Regions from separate parts of the Homo sapiens genome. Here region 1 is linked to region 2. A link is a contact called in ENCODE Hi-C or POLR2A ChIA-PET data. All regions are on one chromosome and are shown on one strand. Each heading gives the region's core, a stretch centred on a gene start or an enhancer-like site at or near the end of the contact. The rest is flanking DNA. Distances are from core to core; before and after follow the strand shown.

The links. A loop is a pair of places that touch in the nucleus more often than their neighbours do. ChIA-PET counts read pairs that join two places held with the same protein, here RNA polymerase II (POLR2A).
Region 1: a map with no recorded cell type shows a loop between it and region 2 (1.8-fold over the local background). The contact joins two enhancer-like sites. A Hi-C loop is called at or near these places in 1 of 37 single-sample maps with no recorded cell type. POLR2A ChIA-PET finds 5 or more read pairs at or near these places in 4 of 52 experiments (HepG2, PC-9, WTC11 and 1 more).

The regions. Positions count from the first base shown.
Region 1 is chr9:95,030,142-95,034,220 of GRCh38, forward strand. The region is part of intron 13 of AOPEP (aminopeptidase O (putative)); the gene reads left to right. Among named protein-coding and RNA genes, the nearest start is that of MIR6081, 33 kb to the right of the region's middle. RefSeq lists an enhancer at 2,114-2,613. Within about 2 kb of position 2,115, at least 9 of the 41 ENCODE cell types and tissues checked have a DNase peak (open chromatin) inside an H3K27ac peak, as active enhancers do.
Region 2 is chr9:94,971,856-94,975,936 of GRCh38, forward strand. The region is part of intron 10 of AOPEP (aminopeptidase O (putative)); the gene reads left to right. Among named protein-coding and RNA genes, the nearest start is that of AOPEP-AS1, 28 kb to the left of the region's middle. Within about 2 kb of position 1,821, at least 8 of the 41 ENCODE cell types and tissues checked have a DNase peak (open chromatin) inside an H3K27ac peak, as active enhancers do.

The sequences.
Region 1 (4,079 bases), core at 865-3,364, 59 kb after region 2:
GAAAATTCTGAAAATATGGGAAGGTATAAAGAAGAAATTTCAAAATTACCAGTAATCCAGTCACTCAACCAGCACTTTTAGTATTTTGATTGTCTTTTAAGAAGAATAATTATTGAAGAAGAATGGGAGCGTGTTATATATTTGTGACTTTGACTTTGTGACTTCAAAGGTGGTTTCATGCAGGCTACTTTTTAAAAAAATAATTGAATTCAGTTGTTTTGAAATTCTGCTTTTTTGGAAAGATCTGTTATGTACATTTCATAAAAAGCAACTTCATTGACCATGAGTACTGGAATTCAGCATTTAACTGCAGCTGTAGTCCTGGGGATATGTATACCTTAACTGATTCCATTTGATAACCATCTCCTGTGTCCTGGAGTAAATGGCTGTAAGTGCAGAGCAGCGTCTGAGCCTCATGAAGGGATCGTGTCGGACTGTGAGAGGAAGGTTTGTGCATTCGTCCTTTACCTTTGCCTTTCTGCATGTGGCCAGTGATGTAAAAACTGGCAGCAGCCATCCTTCTTCCTCTCTGTGTCTCTTCTTCCTCTCTGAACATGAATCAAACAGGCATCCATTTCAGAATCTCAGGGGACACTGCCAGCTCCCCATCATGACTTGTGTGTTTAGTTTGTAGGCGCAATATGGAAATTATGGAAGATGAGCTTCAAGGTTCAGCAGTTAACCGTGGGTCTATTTCTGCTCTACTTTATGGGTTACACTGAAATGGATACTCAACTTATTTCTAAGAAACATGCAGTTACACAGCTGTCTCCTGCTTTCTGGCTTTTATTAAAATGCAAATAGTCCTCACTTCAAAGTAGCATAATCAAATCCTGAAAGAAGTATAACTGATACTTTGCCTCCTCTCTAGTATTTCCACTATGTTGTCTGGCCTGGCTGGCTTTTCCGACCCTTCTCTGCTAGGCTTGATCCCAGGCTAGTGGAAAGTGTGGTGTTCACAGTGTGCAGTTTTACCCTGGGTGTGCAGTCACATGCACCCCCACATGACATGAGCTCTGGTGGTGTTAACAGCACAAAGTGTTAAATATAAATATGCGTGGCCAAAGAATGTCAATTATTTTGGCAGTTAATAGATTTCTCTGCATTTACCAGTATGTATTTAATGAAGTGAAGTCAGTGCGTCGGTCTGTCTTTGTTCTTCACATGTCTACTCTTTTAGTTTAAAAAGAATGTCATGAAAGTGAAGTAGTTTCTCTTCTCTCCTAAACATCCAATCACGGAGCGTGTTCTTGGTGGGCATTCTTCACGTGTACCCAGAATGCCAGAACACGACGTCATCTAGGTCTTCATTTTAGTGTGATTAGAAGCTAAGTCCCTCAGCATTTTTTAATAGAAACTGATACCCGATTTAAACATCACCATCTATCAAAGCACAAGAGCCCAGCTCTGCCAATGCCCCAGCAGTGGCCAACTGGTGGGGAGTGAGGACAGAACTGCACACTTTTGCAGATCAAAGGGGGCTGTTGGATTTTACTACTCTACACGTAACTGATGAATTGCTAAAGCTCACCTGTGCACCTTAAATCCTGTTCAAGCCCGATTCTCCGGGTAGGGGGGAATTAAAACATAAGCTCCCTAAGCTGCTGCTGGATCATGTCATTTCATGCTCCCTTTTGGAAATGTGTCCCAGTTCAAACAAGCGAACACTGTTTGCTCCTCTTGTCTTGTGACTTGTCCCAGATAACTGGAGGATTATCCTGTTTGTGGACCATGTGCCACAACTGAGGGGCTTTGATGTTGCAGAGCCCCCGCCTCTTCTTTTGATTACATGTGTTTCTGCTAAAGACAGCTTTTTTCAGTGCTTACAGGGGCATGAATAAGTGGCTCAGTGTCCTGTAGCTTTTTGTACTTTGTGGTTTCTCTCATCCTGTTACATTAACCATAACATGGAAAGGGGCATGATCAGAAGGTACATGTCCCAGGAAAGCAAACTAACTGGGGGGCCCTGAAACCCTCCAGCAGGACTCACAGTGAGCCTGCAAACACACTTTATCGTGTGTGTCTGAGAAAAACCCCACTGCACCTGGCCAGCGGAGGCCACCTGCTTCTGGCCCTTCCTTTTCAGGCCACCCCCACCTGGAGTGGTAGATAGGCCTCTTGGCTTGAGTGCTGTGGCCAGCCAGGTGTTCACAGGTGCAGGGGAGCTGTTCTGGGCCAGAAAGACTGGCAGACCTCGCATGGCCCATCAGGAAGCCTGTCCACCTCCCAGGGAAATGAAGCAGATACTGCAGCATTGGTTTTCAAGTGAGGCTTTCAGATATGTTATCTGTTAAGTAAACTCTGCCATTCAAAGGTATTACTGAAACAAAAGCCAGAGAGTGAAATGTGAAAACGTTCTCCTCTGTCCTATGGTGAGCCAGCGAAAGGTGGCGATGTGCACTACCAGAGGGTCCTTCACCTTGGGTGTACAGTGGGCTAGTTGGAGAATGTTTTCTTGAGGAGCTGATGTTCTCCCAGGCTACTCTGCTCTAGGCACAAAACCTCACTTTGGAATACTTCACCTGCAACAGAGCCTGTTTTGTAGCTAGTAAATACTAGGTGTTACTTAGGAATAAATAATTGGCACCCAAATCAGTAGGTAAATACATGACTAAGTGAGGGGAGGGTGGTTTGGAGTTGTTCCCACCTCTGTGCTTTTATTTTATGACAAAACAGCCTCATCAGTGATGTTACAGGACGTGCAGCCCTGAGAGCCCCAGAGCTCTTTTCTGACCAGGCTATGTGATGGGCATGTGCATGTATAGGTGTGTATAATGGGGATAAGGATTCTTCTGATACTGTGCCAAGTGCTAGAACACTAGAGTTCATTTTAGAATGGCTGTTTTTGGGATGGCCACGTATTGTTCAGGGAGATTGCAGTTGGAAAAAGTGCAGTTGGAAGCACACCTGACATGGTTGGGGGAAGGTGCCTACAGCTTCAGCCAGCGCAGCCAGCTAAGAATAGCTCCTGTGCTATGTGCTGTTAATCTCGGAGACGGTTCCTTACCACTAGTCCATGGAGTCTAGAGTTGGCCAAACAGATATAAGTCCGCTGTGTCCTCATTTCACCTCTTCTTTTGTTCTACGCCTTTTTCTCTTGTACTTTTGTTCCTCTTTCTAGTACTAACGTCTCCTCCACCTGTTTGTTCTGGTGCCGTGTGCTCAGCATGTCTCTCCATGCTCCTCTCTTACCCCCTAAAACCCCAAGTGGTGATTCCTTCCTTCCAGCAAAATGTACTCATTCAGTTTCCCTCTCCTCCCTCCCTGTTGTGTTTCTCTACCATTCTTTGATAGGTGATATGATGAGCCAGAATTGATAGGCTCATGTGTATGTGGTTCTGTCTCCATCAGTCGGTGTGATTCTTCATGTTTAGAAAGGTTCCATTTAGAACCTTCTTTAGAAAAGGTTCCATTTCTAAAGAAGCTACAGTTCCCTAACTGAAGTTTCCTCCTTCGTAAAAATGAAGTAGTAGGTTAATTATATGACGCTATAATTAATAATAAAGCCTGTATTCTACTTAATATGTCTTTCATCAAAAAGGCCACATGGGAAATTTTTGACATTTAAAAATTATCTCTGAATTCAGTCTTTGTCAGGGTTCAGCAAATCACAATACAGTGTTTCGTATTTACTTTCTTTTGTAACATTATAGAAATAAGAGTATGAAATACATAAGGATTCTACATATAGAAGTCACAGAAATCATTCTGTATATTCAGAAGTTAAACATCCCCAATTTCATTTGTGAGCAGTTAAATTTGGGGATACTGTGAAAATAAATTTATATCAAATTATATTATTTGATTAACCCAGTGGAGATTTAAAAATCTTATATATTGTTTTCTCCCCTTGCTTTGCTGTCAGCTGTTAGTTCTGTGAGGTCATTGATGATGACAGAATTGCTGTCTAAATGACGTACTGAAGACACATCCCTGCCTTGTCTTCCATTAGAGGTTTGGTTCTGAGTCCTGACGTTGATACTGCTTTATTCCAGGGTACCTATTTGAAAACAAGGGAGTTTTCAGTTATATTTGAGACATAGTGATATTATTGTTTTTTGCTTGAAGCCAAGATGTAG
Region 2 (4,081 bases), core at 571-3,070:
CTCTGCTGAGGTTCAGAGTCCTGGGGACACAGAGAGGGTCCATCAGTCCCAGCTCTGAGCCTTCAGGCACCTGTACCTCTAACGGGCTTAAGGAAGGCAGTGCCGTCAACAGATTGGAAAGACACCTGCCGAGGGCAGTGTGGCCGAGGGCAGTGTGGCAGAGAGATGGGGGCGGAGAGGACTGGAAGCCAGGAAAACAATTAGAAACCAATAGAGCGGTTCAGTCAAGAGACCTGGAGAGGTGGAGCTATGGCAGGGACGGTGACCGTGGTGGTGGGTTTGAGAGTAAATAACGGCCAAGGCATACTTTAGAGTTGCCACAGAAAAGACTTGGTTGACTGGTTGTGAAAGTTGAGTCCGACCTTTCTTTCTTAGCCACTAAGTCACACTCTGAAGTAGCAGTGGAAATGCAGGAGGGCAGGTGTTTGGGGAGTCTGAATGGGGCAGAGGGAGTGAAAGGGACGAGCGTTGGAAGGCAGAAAGATGCTGTCAGGTAAAACTAAAAGGGCTCAGAAGAAAACCCAGACAATCCTGAGCAGCAGTCTCTCCTGGTGAAAGAGCCCCGTGGAACGCCTTATGCCAGTGTCCTTGCTGCCTGGTGTTCCAGTGTTAGTAACAGCTGCCACTTCTTTCCTTGCCCATCAGTTACTGTGTTTGTGTGTGCATGTTCCTGTGTTTGTTTTAATCTAATACTGTTCCTCCCCCACGGAGCTACACAGTACTTGTTTTATAAGTGTGACCTCAGCAATCTTTATTATCTACCCAAGCACAAATGAATGTTTTGATCAAGAAAATAAATCAGCTGGGCACCGTGGCTCATGCCTGTAATCCCAGCACTTTGGGAGGCCAAGGTGGGCAGATCACTTTTAGCTTAGGAGTTGGAGACCAGCCTGGCCAACATGGTAAAATCCCATCTCTACCAAAAATACAAAAAATTAGCCTGCATGGTGGTACGTGTCTGTAGTCTCAGCTACTCGGGAGGCTGAGGTGGGAGGATGGCTTGAGTCCAGGCGTTTGAGGCTGCAATGAGCTGAGATTGCACCACTGCACGCCAGCCTGGGAGACAGAGTGAGACCCTGTCTCAAAAAAAAAAGGAAGAAAATAAGTAACTCTGCACAGCTTTGAGATCCACCCACATGTAGAGAGGGAATTTAAACATGTAAACTAAATGTAAACATCGACACAGATGTAAATTGAATTCCAGAAAAGGGCATTTTCCATTCCAGACCCTGAGCTCTGCAGTTTCTGCTGCCTTACCTCTATCTGGCTGCACTTCCCAATTCTTTAAGTCTGTCATTTAGTTCATGTGAAAATTGCTGGGGCTGTGTGCTTCCCTTCAGAGGCACTGACAGACTGTGATCTTTAGGATCTCAAGAGCTGAAGACAGGAGCCAAAAGTGATGAAGACATTTCTCTTGATCAAGCAACATGTTGATAGGCACAAGTAGCAGATCCATCCTATAATCCCCATTCTTGTCATCCCACCTTGGAAATCAACTGAGCGAGCAAATACAGGCATGGGCAACACCGTCTTCACACAAGCCTGTTGATTTATTTTAACTTCGTAAAGAGATGAACAATTGGTTACTTTCTGGCTTTACACACAGCTTGTTTTTCTAACCAGTATCATGCCAGGTGGTCAGCATATTCTCTCCCCTGCCGTGTTAACTAAGTGTGACCAAATTTATAGCTCCGAGGAACTGGAGACCATTGACACTCAGAGTCGCCCTATAGGATGTGGGGGTGCACCAGGGAACAGCCAGCCAGAGGGCAAAGCCACCTGCTGTTCCTCATACCCAGGAGGCCCAGGGCTAAGGCCTGGGTTTCAGTACTGAGGCGGAAAGTCCGCGCTCACTAGTACGGATACGCAGGACTCGCAGTCATGGGTCTGTGTACTTTTAGCTCTCTGTATAAAATCAATTTCCATAGTGATCAGACATGCAGAAGAGTAATTTCCTGTAAGTTCTAGGTCCTGGCTAAGTGGAAATGCTTCTGCTTGTCTGTTGCGATTATTTAAGCCACATGACCTCAGAGGGAAAAAATTCACCGTTGGCTTGGATTCTGAATATCTTGATTTGAAAAAGTCAGCTTTTAGTTTAACCACTGTATAAATCCAATCCCAGACCTAAAAATTCACCTGCAGTGTCATTTCAATAATTATGCTCCAAACAGCAGAACCTGCACACATGTCATCTTTCTTCCTGAGACCTACATCCTGTTTCTTCCCTGAGCTACCTGCATGCTATGTTCTTTCTGCAACATATTAGTCCATTTCTTTGCTGAAAATTAAACATTGTCCTATGGTGTCCCATGATTCCTTGGGAGATAAGGCCACTCATAGTACCTTAAAAATTTTTGTTAGCAGCTGGAATTAATGCTTTCATCTTTCTCTCATAATTTAACATCTTATTCCACATTAACAATCCCCAAATAGGGCATGATGCAGTGTGATGTCGACACTGATACTGGAAGTTTAGAAATCTGGATTTTTTTCCTTTGCTGACTTGGGTCAGAGTCCTCCTATGCTCCTGTGCTAAGAAGCCACACAACAGTGGACACTCACTTCACAGGGATATTATGAGAAATGAGTAATGGTTATAAGATGCTTCGAACCTTTCCAAAGAAAAGTGATCTGAAAACACACGTTCTCTTCATTCACGGAGAGGGCCTTTTGCCTCTGGATGCAGCTCACTGACGAGCTCTCCTGCTCCCACACTTTTGCCCCTCCCAAGGGTCTCCTGATCTCTTCAGAAATGTAACCGAAGGGTTGACAAACAGGGCAACCACGCAGGAGCCAGGCTGTCTTCAGCAGGAGCCAGGCTGTCTTCAGCAGGAGAGATTAGTGAGAGGGGGAAGTCGGCATGGTTTGGAGCAGGCACAGGCCCACCCCTTCTGCCAGCTTGTCAGTTCCATAGTAGAAACCCATGTGTCATGAAGCCTGAGTTTAGCACGGAAAGAAAAGCTGGGGTTTCATAGCCACGCACCAAAGGTTCAAATCCCAGCTCTTCAAGTACCATCTGTGTGGCCTTGGATACATTTCTCAATTTCTTGGAACCTGTATTTGTTTGTCTGTAAGATTAAGACAGTAATATTGGTCATTTGGCTGGGTGTGGTGGTTCATGCCTGTAATCCCAGCACTTTGGGAGGCTGGGATCATTTGAGGCCAGGAGTTTAAGACCAGTTTGGGCAATATAGTGAGACCCCGTCTCTATAAAAAATTTCAAAAATTAGTCGGGCGTGGTGGCACATGCCTGTAGTCCCGGTTACTCGGAAGGCTGAGATGGGAGGATCGTTTCATCCCTGGAGGAGGAGGAGGTTGTTGCAGTGAGCTGAGATTGAACCACTGCACTCCAGGCTGAGTGACAAAGTGGGACTCTGTCTCTAATAATAATAATAATAATAAGTAATAATAATAATATTGGTCTTGCACAGTTATTGTCAAGTATAGATGATACTCTGTCTATTGTGTCTGGCACACAGTAGGTGTTCAATAAGCAGTAGCTTCTAGTTTTATGCCTTTTCTTGGCAGTGGATAGAGGACTTTTTATTTGTTTCACTTTTAGTGCCACGGTAGAATAGTGTCTGTGTGTGCAAGTACTAACTATGTTAAAGCAGAATTTGCCAATGAACTAACCCTCTGAGTTGGCCGAAGACTGTGGCACAGGCAAATTGTATGCAGCCACATGCTTCCTACGGAAAGTCATCCTGCAGAGATTCCTGGGGCCCACTATCTGCACAGTGTCTCCCAACCCTGCAGCTGGACTGCTTCAGTGCTGCCCTGCAGATCCGTCCCCTGCACGCCACATCCATGTGGGCCGCTCTCGTTGCCTCCTGCAGAAACATTCTGCAAGTTCTGGTGTGGTCTCCCTGCCTCCAGCCTCTTCTCCGCTTTTTCTTCCTTGACTCAGTTCTCTGCCGTGTCCCTCTGCAATTTTGCTCCAGAGCCTCCTTGACAAAGGCAGGGCCCGGTAGCAGGGACTGCAGAGTCCCCGCAGGACCCGCTGTTTTCTTTCTCAGCTCATTCTGGAGGCCAGCCCCACTGAGCTGAACGGAGTCTGCACACTACTGCACTGGCATTCCTG